Linked DNA regions of Homo sapiens: region 1 is linked to region 2. A link is an interaction called in ENCODE POLR2A ChIA-PET data of the cell type or tissue named here. Cell type or tissue: PC-3. All regions are shown on one strand. Links, peaks and the distances in the headings refer to the core of each region. The heading gives the core; the rest is flanking DNA. Region 1 overlaps LOC105371864 (a long non-coding RNA gene). Region 2 has its middle 65 kb from the start of GNA13.

Region 1 (5,380 bases), core at 113-5,112, 97 kb before region 2:
TTTTGCATCTTTGTTTGAAAATGTAAACACTTTGCTTAGAGCACCTCTCTCCATCTAAATCAATTGGCTTTGCTTGACAGTAAAAGGGTGTCTTGTTCCCGCAAGCCTGGAACTCTGTTCTTCTCCCTGCACCTCCATCATTTCCAGGCAAGGTGGGCCAGTGAGCAGGCGAGGAAGGGAGGAGTGGGGAGGAGAGTGGGTTTTAGGGATTTCATGGAGAACGATTTGCCCTAAGACAGACCTCCTGGTCACCTCCTCCATATGCTACCCTACAATAAGAGATGTTTCCTCCTTTCCATCCTAAGGAATGGAGTTCCTGCAATGATAGAAATTTCCCAGAAACACTTGCTAGAAATTATCAAAGACAAATATGGCAACACCATCCTGTCTTCTGATACCCCACATGCCTCCTTTAGACCAAAGTCAGATGAATTCTGTTTAATAATATTGATGTCTCTGCTTTTGCAAGTCTCTTTTTCCCCACTATGAATATTATACATGTCCCCTACTGAAAATTTAGAAAACAAAGAAACACAAATTTTTACAAATGTAATAATATCTACACAAGGCATGGTGGCTCACATCTGCAGTCCCAGGTACTCAGAAGGCAGACAGGAGGATCACTCAAGCTCAGGAGTTAAAATCTGCAGTGAGCTATGACCTTGCCACTGTACTCCAACCTGGACAACAGAGCAAGACTCCATCTCTAAAAACAATGAATCTGGGAAAAGAAGTGTAAAAGATGTGAAATTGAATGTATGGTAGAAAGGGATGTGCTGAGAGTCAGAAGACTTGGATTATAGCCTCATGTCTGCCATAACTATTAATAGCTGGGGTGATCTTGGGCAAGTAACTTATCCTTGATGATTTTTTTTTCACTTATAAAAGGAAAAGGTTAGGCTGGGCAGACCTGCTCTTCTAGCATTCCAGGATCACAGAACGGTTCAACAGGAGACATAATAACCAGACTGTCAGGGTTTATATTCCCAGCACTGCCACTTATGAGTTGTTTGACTTTGGGTAAATTTCACAGCCTCTCCATGTTTCAACATCCTCATCTATAAATGAAAAATGATATTATCTGTCATATATTGATGATTTGGTGAATGTTGGCTACTGTTATCTTTTTCTTTCTTTCTTTCTTTTTGCAATAGGGTCTTGCTCTGTTGCCCAGGCTAAAGTGCAGTAGTGCTATCTCAGCTCACTGCAACCTCCACTCCCAGGCTCAAGTGATCCTCTCGCCTCAGCCTCTCAAGTAGCTGGGACTACAGGAGCGTGCCACCATGCCTGGCTAATTTTTGTATTTTTTGTAGAGATGGGGATTTTCCATGTTGCCCCAGACTGGTCTTGAACTCTTGAGCTCAAGCAACTGCCCACTTTGGCTTCCTAAAGTGCTGGAATTACAGGCGTGCTATTATTATCTTAAACATGGCCCAGTCTACCTTTCCAGCTGTATCTCATGTCACACAAGACCTCTTTTCTGAAAGCCATGGGTGTCCAATGCTGTCTACCCAGCAACACCATAACCTCTCATGTCATTTGGGATCTCAACTTTGTGATATCCAAAACCGAGTGAATAATTTCTATGCACCTACAGCCCATGTCTCCTTAACTGTTTCCTATCACAGCAGATAATACCAACACCTACTCACTTGCTCAGCGCAAAGACCTGGGATTCAACCAGATACCCCTTTCTCCCTTACTCCTGAGAGCCAATCAATCATTAAATTAACCAACTCTGTCTCCTTAATGTTTCTTTAATACATCAATTTCAGTCATCTTCACTGCCACCCACCCTACCAGTATCTCTTGCCTGGGCAACTCCCATGGTGCCTTATTGGTCTTCCCGCATTTGCTCCTGCCCCACACCTCCTTCTAGCTTCCAATTCATTCCTCCACTGTGGCCGGAGCAACTTTTTTTTTTAACTCTATGTTTAGACATTCCACTTTTCTGCTTAGAGGGCTTCAGTTGTCTACCACAGCTCTTAGAAAACAGCCCATTTGTAATGAGTCCTGAATGATCCCTCAATCTGGATGCTGCCCACCCCAAGGATCCCCCCCATGCCCCTCTCTCTAAGGATTTCTGTGCCCCAGTCACACTGCTCCCTTTCCATTTCTGGAACAATCTAAGCTTCTTTTTGCCTCGAGGCTCTTACGTGTGGCCAAAACTATTCTTCACTTACCTTTTACCCAGCTAACTTCTCATCCTTTGGGCTCCAGCCAAAATAGAACTTCCTCAAGGGAAAACCTTCCCTCTCTCCCCCTATTAGGTTAGATCCTTCTATTATGCCTCTTTTTAGTCCATTTTCCTTAACTGTACTTTTTTTTTTCACTTGTAAAAGGAAAAGGTTAAATGTATACCCATGTTCATAGCACCATGATTCACAATAGCCCAAAGGCAGAAGCAACCCAAGTACCCATCAATGGATGACTAGACAAACAACATGTTATATACATGCAGTGGAACATCGTTCACCCTTCAAAAGGAAGAAAATTCTGACCCATGCTGCAACACGGATGATTTTTATGTGATTCTCCATAGTGTCTGTCTTGCTCATTGGCTTGTCAGTGCCTTCAGGGCAGAGATTTTATTATTCACTCTCTCTTCCCAGCACTTGGCTCCATACCTAGGATACAGCAGTTCCTCCATCAATATACAAAAGAATAAGATTCAGAGAGAAATGCAGAGGCCAGAGATGGGGAACCACACAGCCCCAGGAGCCTCCGTTTCTGCCTGCTGGGTTCCAGCCCTGAAGAAGCTCAGCTGTCCACTGTCCATGGAGGCACAGACACGTCATTTAAATTCCTTTACTTAAGGTGGCATGAGGTCCTTTTTCTTTCTGGAGAGCTGGAAATTTGCTTTTTCCCTCTTCAAAAGAAAGGCTGCAGCGAGCCTCATGGGCTGGGTGTGGTGGCTTATGCCTGTAATCCCAGCACTTTGTGGGGCTAAAGCAGGAGGATCACTTGAGCCCAGGAGTTCGAGACCAGCCTGGGCAACATAGTGAGACACCCCCATCTCTACAAAAAATAAATAAACACAATTAGCCAGTTGTGGTGGTACACACCTGTGGTCCCTGCTTTTTGGGAGGCTGAGGTGGGAGGATCACTTGAGCTCAGGAAGTCAAGGCTGCAGTGAGTCAAGATCACGCCACTACATTCCAGCCTGAGCAACAGAGTGAGACCCTATCTCAAAAAACAAAAAGCAAAACAAAGGAACAAAAAAGCCCTCAAGGCCTTTCATTTAATAGCAAGGGTAATAACAAACACTCATAGAGTCTATCTGTAAAACATTCATTTAAAGACCACTCATTTAATCTTCATGACCAGCCCCTGAGGGGGATATGGTGATAGCCTCCTCATTGTTCAGGTGAGAATCTGGAGGTAGGTGTGGACTTGGCACAGAACTGGGAAGTAGCGAAGGTCAGATTCAAAACCTGGGTAGTCCAGCTCCAAAGTCCATTGCCGAACCATTATACTGGTTGCAACGCCCTGCCCCAAGTGTAGCATAAAAGTGTTTGTAGAATAGACATAAGAGACATGGAGTAGCTGAGTGTTAGGAGAAGGCTTGCTCCCCATTCCCTTTTTCTTCTTTGAGTCTGCCCTCCCCGCAACAACTGCTGAGGCTTTGCCCCTTTGCTGGCTGGGCCCTAGAAGAGATGGAATGACTCACTGGATTAATACATTTGGGAAGAACTATGTAATGAAAAATAAATATTATAAATCTAATATAAACTATATTCATATTAATAAAATATTTAATATATTATAAATATATAGTTTATATAAATATTATTTTTATATTATATTATATATGACTGTTAAATTTATTTATTTTATTTTTTATTTTATTTTATTTTTGAGACAGAGTCTCACTCTGTTGCCAGGCTGGAATGCAGTGGCGTGATCTCAGCTCACTGCAACCTCCGCCTCCTGGGTTCAAGCGATTCTCCTGCCTCAGCCTCCCGAGTAGCTGTGATTACAGGTACCCGCCACTATGCCCAGCTAATTTTTGTATTTTTAGTAGAAATGGGTTTTCACGGTGTTGGCCAGGATGGTCTCGTTCTCTTGACCTCGTGATCCGCCTACCTTGGCCTCCCAAAGTGCTGGGATTACAGGCGTGAGCCACCGCGCCCGGCCGTTAAATTTATATATAATACATGAATATATAACATATTAATATGAATGGCTTTCCTCTTAGGCACTGAGCTTCCTGCAGGCAGCATCTATTCTGCATTACTCCACCCTAGGCCAGCCCCCGCCTGGGGCCAGCGTGGCTGTGACCAGGTGGGAGAGTCCACCCCACTCTAACTTTAGGCAGGCCCATTTGGCTCTCAGACTAAGCTAAGGTCTTCACTTAGCCTTTATCAGAAATAAAAGTGTAGGACAGGCATAGTGGCTCATGTTTGTAATCCTAGCACTTTGGGAGGCCAAGGCATGAGGATTGCTTGAGCTCAGGAGTTTGAGACCAGCCAGGGCAACATACTGAGACCCCTGTCTCAGGAAGGAAGGAAAAGAAAGAAAGAGGGAAGGGAAGGGAAGCAAAGGAAAGGGAAGGGAAGGGGAGGGGAGGGGAGGGGAGGGGAAATGGGAAGGGGAAGGGGGGGAGGGAAGGGAGAACAGGAAGGGGAAGGGGAAGGAAGGAAAGAAAGAAAGAGAAGGAAGGGAAGGGAAGGAAGGAAAGGCAGGCACACTCTACACCCATTAGGATCTTAAGGGAGTCCTGAGTGGTCTGGGTGGAGGGCTGGGGTTCAGTGCCAGGCCCCTCTGACTCAGACAACCCAAGCTGAATTCCCAGTGGCAGGCACTCAGCCATGAGCTAAAGGATCATACCCCACCTTTACTGGGTGTTTGGGGTCCCCACCTTTCAATTCATTTAATTCTCACAAAAACATCCCTATGAGGAAGCAGCAATTATGATCCACATTTTAGAGATGGGGAAACTGAGTCACAGAGGCTTTAAGTCACTTGGGGAAACTGAGTCACAGAGGCTTTAAATCACTCGCCTGGGTCCTGTAGCTTTGAATGGTAAGTGGCAGCACTGGAGTTTCGCCCTCGGCAGGCTGGTTCTGGAGTCCACACTCCTAACCTTTCCCAATCCCTGCCTGGGCTGCTTCGGCCAAAGAGACACCAGCTGATGGCCCTCAGAGACACCAGCCACCAAGACCTCCCGAGGGGTCTTGGCATCCCTAGTGTTCCTGTGACTCAAGCTCAGCCTTCCAGACCCCCAGCCCCTCCTTGTGCTTCCGGCAGGCGTCTCCTTCCGTGAGCAGCAGATGGGGGAGCAGGAGCCGGTGCATCCCCCCAAGACCCTCCACGGCAGGGACTTTCCAGTTCCCACCCATGCTGCTCTCTGCCCCTGATTTTCCTGGGAATGGCAACA
Region 2 (5,380 bases), core at 238-5,237:
GCTCTGCACAGTAGAGGTAGCCCTGATTCCGTGGCACTGACACCCCCACCTCAAACGCAGCCCCCCATGATGTTTCGTCTCTGGGGAAGCACAGCCGTGGCTGAACAGACACAGGCGAGCCCCTCAGCCCAGGTGCCTGTCCCCACACCCCCCCAGGATCCAGAAACCTGGGGCACTCACAGGGAGTTCCTGCTCAGTCCCCAACAGGAAGTGTTCCTGCCTGTGTTAGAACTGGGCATGTCCTTGCTTTCGACCCTGAGAAACTTGTCTGGCTGGAAGGCACAGATTCCTAACATTTTGAGGGACATTTTACTTTTCCTGAGAGTTTGACATTTTATTACCTATGGCTACATAACAGACTACCCAAAAGCGAGGTACCATAAAAACAACCAAAATGCTATTTGCCCACAAATCTGTGGGTCTGGAATTTAAACAGGGGATACTGGGTGCTGTTCCCTGTCTGGGGAGCATCACCTTCACCTAGACATCATTTGCTTTGCTTAAACATTCCTGATCTTTTGCATACCCAAGAATGAGTTCCATGTTAACTTGCATCTTGCACACCCAAGAATGAGTTGAAGATGTGGCTTCATCACCCCCATGTCAGGGGTCCCGGCTGTTGTAGCTCCGGAGTCCGGAGGGTGGCTGGGTCAGCTTGAACATGTGCACATGTCTGGCTGAGCTTCTCATTCTCCTCCATATAGTCTCAGGGCCTCTCACTCTCCATGTGGCCTCTCCAACAGGAAGGTAAGGCTTGTTACCTGGTGGCTCAGGGTTCCCAGGACTACAAATGTGGAATCCACCAAGATTTCCTAAGGCGTAGCCCTAGAGCTTGTGCAGTCTTCAAAGCCCAGCATCTGTCCCTGTCCTGTTTTTTTGTTTTGTTTTGTTTTGTTTTTTGGGATGGAGTCTCACTCTTGTTGTCCAGGCTGGAGTGCAGTGGTGCGACCTCGGCTCACTGCAACCTCCACCTCCTGGGTTCAAGGGGTTCTCCTGCCTCAGCCTCCCGAGTAGCTGGGATTATGGGTGCCCACCACCATGCGTGGCTAATTTTTGTATTTTTAATAGAGATGTTGGCCAGGCTGGTCTCAAACTCCTGACCCCAGGTGATCCACCCGCCTCGGCCTCCCACAGTGCTGGGATTACAGGCGTGAGCTACTGTGTCTGGCCTCCTGCCCTGTTCTTCATCCAGCACCCTGAAGTGAGCCCCTCCACGTGTGCCCCTTGGCACAGCTGGCACAGTATCACCTCTGTCACATTCTATTGTTTCAGGCAGCCCAGATTCAGTTGAGTGATCTATAGAGGGCATGAATACTAAGAGGTGCATTTCACTGGGGGCTACCACTGTAACAGATGACTACACATGTCCTATCTTTCCAGGTGGAGTCTAACTCTTCAAGGGATGCAGGGATGTGTTCTATCCCACAGCCCCTTTCAGAATGGCTCACACCTAGGAGTTGCTTGATCTACATTCATTTTATTGAGAAGGGAACAGGGAGATCACAGACGCCATGGGGCCATCTTGGAGGGCCTGTCATGCTCCTTACCCCTTCCTCACCAAGCACTTCCTCTGGCATTGGCTGGAGGGAAAGGTAGCCATTTGGGCTATGTTTGACAGATGAGAAAGCTGAGTCTCAATGAAGTTTTTAGTTTATACACTTGCCAAGGACCAAATGATAAATTGGCAGATTGAGGTTGAAAGCCTAGTATGCTTATTTTTTGTTGAAAACTAGGGAAATAAATTTACTTTTCAGAAATTGATTTTCAGGTAAATTTCTCTGAATGCATCTAATCTGTAGAGCAACATATATATGTATTTTTTTTACATTTTTGTTTTATTATTTTTTAATTTTAATTTTTTTTTGAGACTGGGTCTCACTTTGTCGTCCAGGCTGGAGTGCAGTGGTGTGACCATGGCTCACTGCAGCCTGGATCTCCTGGCTCCTGGGCTCAAGTGATCCTCCCACCTCAGCCTCCCGCCCTGAGGAATGTGCCACTATGCTTGGCTAGTTTTCTTGTATTTTTTTTAGTAGAGAGGGGTTTCTCCCATGTTGTCCAGGTTGGTCTCAAATTCCTGGGCTCACGTGATCCACCTGCCTCAGCCTCCCAAAGTGCTGGGATAACAGGCATGAGCCATCGTGCCCGAGGGCTTGTGTTTGACCAGACATCACTCTCCATGAGTCATCCAGCACTGTGCCTTGCATGGGGACATATTTGCTATTTGTGTGGTTTGTGTCTTTTTGGCATACAGAATTACCTTTCTTTCCTTCTTGAAACTGTGGATAGGTTATATGAGCAATCATGAGGTCACCACCACCTCCACCAATTTGGAAATAGGGAACTAGTATTTCCCTTGGAGAGTGGGTGGCCAGGTTTTACAAATAAAAATACAGGGTGCTTAGTTAACTAGAATTTCAAATGAACAACCAATCACTTTTAATGTAAATATATCCCATGAAATTTATGGGACATGCTTATACTAAAAAATTACTCATTGTTCATCTGAAATTCCGATGTGACTGAGAATCCTGTATTGTTTTGGCAATTACAAAACGGTAAAACTGTAAAACCAATGCATATGGATTAGAAGAAATATAAAGTTCTAATGTAAAGAAATGTAAAGTTACCTTAAGAGATCAGAATGAGTTCTTTAGCAAGATTTGGTTACAACTGAAGTTTGTAAAAAAAAAAAAAAAAAAGGTATATTTATAAAAACACTTCTAACCTCTTGTAAGGTACCTTAAGAACATGTCAATCAGAAAGGGGGTTAGGGCCGGGCGTGATGTCTCACGCCTATAATCCCAGTGCTTTGAGAGGCCAAGGTTGGAGGATCACTTGAGCCCAGGAGTATGAGAGCAGCCTGGGCAACATAATGAGACCCCATCTCTACAAAAAAATAAAAATTATCTGGGTGTGGTGGCCTACGTCTGTAGTCCCAGCTACTCAGGAGGCTAAAGCAGGAGGATTGCTTGAGTTTGGGACTTTGAGGCTACAATAAGCTGTGATCATGCCACTGCACTTGAGCCTGGGTGACAGAGCAAGACCCTATCTCAAAAAAAAAAAAAAAGGTGAGGAGATTGATCAACAATACAAAATGAAGGGTCAAAGAGAAAAACTTTGGGCTCGGTGTGGTGGTTCATGCCTATAATCCCAGCACTTTGGGAGGCTGAGGTGGGTGGATCGCTTGAAGCCAGGAGTTTGAGACCAGCCTGGCCAACATGGAGAAACCCCATCTCTACTAAAAACACAAAAATTAGCTGGGTGTGGTGGCACATGCCTGTAATCCCAGCTACTCGGGAGGCTGAGGCACAAGAAATTTATTGAACCCAGGGAGCGGAGGTTGCAGTGAGCTGAGATCGCACCATTGCACTCCAGCCAGAGCAAGACTCTGTCTCAAAAAAAAGAGAGACAAACTTTGGTCATTCTCCTGAATGCCATCTGGAAGCATCAACTTCCAGGCTGAGATGGCTTGGATCTTATTGTGGAGATGCACTTGCCAAGTGTCTTAGTCAGCTTGGGCTGCTACCACAGAGTATCATAGGCTGGGTGGATTACACAACAAGCATTCATCACTCACAGCAGAGGCTAGGAAGTCCAAAGTCAAGTGCAAGTATAGTTGGGTTCTGGGGAGGGCTCTCTTCCTGGTCCTGAGATGACCAACTTCATGTTGTGTCCTCACACGGCTGGGAGAGAGAAAGAGGATGCACCAAACTTTGAGGGGTAGGGACCATTAGGGTCATCAACTAATTACCCATGTTTACCAAGAAAGCTTGTTATAAATTGGCTTCCCGGCCGGGCGTGGTGGCTCATGCCTGTAATCCCAGCACTTCGGGAGGCCAACGTGGGTGGATCACCTGAGGTCAGGAGTTCGAGACCACCCTGGCCAACATGGAGAAACCCCGTCTCTACTAAAAATACAGAAATTAACTGGGTGTGGTGATGGGCACTTATAATGCTAGCTACTTGGGAGGCTAAGGCAGGAGAAGCACTTGAACCCAGGAGGCAGAGGTTGCAGTGAGCTGAGACTGCACCACTGCACTCCAGCCTGGGTGGCAAGAGTGAAACTCTGTCTCAAAAAAAAACCAAAAAGGAATTGTCTTCCCGTGCCTCCCGGGAGTGAAGGTACTATCTATGAACCTATGTCCCCAGCCCTCTGAAGGTGACGATTCAATACAAAGCCATTGGGGTTTTTCTACATCATTGTCTCTATGAGCTTGGATGATATGAGGCTGATCCATTCTTTGATTCTTTTTTTTTTTTTTTGAGACAGGATCTTGCTCTGTTGCCCAGGCTGGAGTGCAGTGGCATGATCTTGGCTTACCGCAGCCTCGTTCTCCTGGGCCAGGTGATCCTCCCACTTCAGCCTCCTAAGTAGCTGGGACCACAGGTGCATGCCACCACACCTGCTTAAGCTGATCCATTCTTGCTGTGCTGGGTCACCCCCAGGTGACACTCAATGTCAGTTAGTTGTGTTTTATTCCAACAACTACACTTTGTTTTTCTGGATCGCTGCTACAGCAAATGGCAGATTCCATTTCTTCAGGATATAAATGCACAATAAGAACAAGTAGCGACCAGGCTCAGTGGCTCACACTTGTAATCCCAGCACTTTGGGAGGCCAAGGTAGGCAGATCACCTGAGGTCAGGAGTTTGAGACCAGCCTGACCACATGGAAAAACCCTGTCTCTACTAAAAATACAAAATTAACTGGGCATGGTGGTGCACTTTGGGAGGCTGAGGGGGGTGGATCACTGGAGTCCAGGAACTCAAGACCAGACTGGGCAACATAGCAAGACTCCATCTCTAAAAAAAAAAATTAAGATTAACCAGGGTGTGGTGGCATATGCCTGTAGTCCCAGCTACGTGGAGGCTGGGGTGAAAGGATTGCCTGAACCCAGGAGGTCAAGGCGGCAGTGAGCTGTGAGAGCACAGCCTGGGCAACAGAATGTCACCTTGTCTCTAAAAAAACACAAAAACCAAAACAAAACAACTCACTGCATTATTTTAAAAAAAACATATGTATCTTATGGGCCGGGTGCGGTGGCTCATGCCTGTAATCCCAGCACTTTGGGAGGCCGAGGTGGGAGGACTGCTTGAGCTCAGGAATTCAAGGCCAGCCTGGATAATATAGTGAGACATCTATACTACAATTCAAAACAAGAATAAAAAAATTAGCTCGGCATGGTGGCACACACCTATAGTCTTAGCTGCTCAGAGGGCTGAGGTGGAAAGAATGCTTGAGCCCAGGAGGTCAAGGATAAAGTGAGCCCTGATTGTGCCACTGCACTTCACAGAGTGAAGAGTGGGTGACAGAGTGAGACCCTGTCTCAAAAAAAAAAAAATAGCTAGGTAGATAGATGTATCTGCAAATGATTCTTAG

What was found. ChIA-PET counts read pairs that join two places held together with the same protein. Peaks named below come from ENCODE experiments on the same cell type or tissue, not always from the same donor. Only the 100,000 strongest peaks of a DNase experiment are listed, where the experiment ranks them.
Region 1: POLR2A ChIA-PET joins it to region 2 with 7 read pairs; 9 of 35 experiments call an interaction of 5 or more read pairs at or near these places.

What each region holds. Positions count from the first base shown.
Region 1 is chr17:65,085,967-65,091,346 of GRCh38, reverse strand. The region is part of intron 2 of LOC105371864 (a long non-coding RNA gene); the gene reads left to right. Among named protein-coding and RNA genes, the nearest start is that of GNA13, 32 kb to the right of the region's middle. In PC-3, for the core only: no CTCF peak of the experiment used is centred there; a DNase peak (open chromatin) is centred at 2,506; H3K27ac peaks cover 1,444 bases.
Region 2 is chr17:64,989,335-64,994,714 of GRCh38, reverse strand. No RefSeq gene overlaps it. Among named protein-coding and RNA genes, the nearest start is that of GNA13, 65 kb to the left of the region's middle. In PC-3, for the core only: no CTCF peak of the experiment used is centred there; DNase peaks (open chromatin) are centred at 2,224 and 3,564; H3K27ac peaks cover 1,589 bases.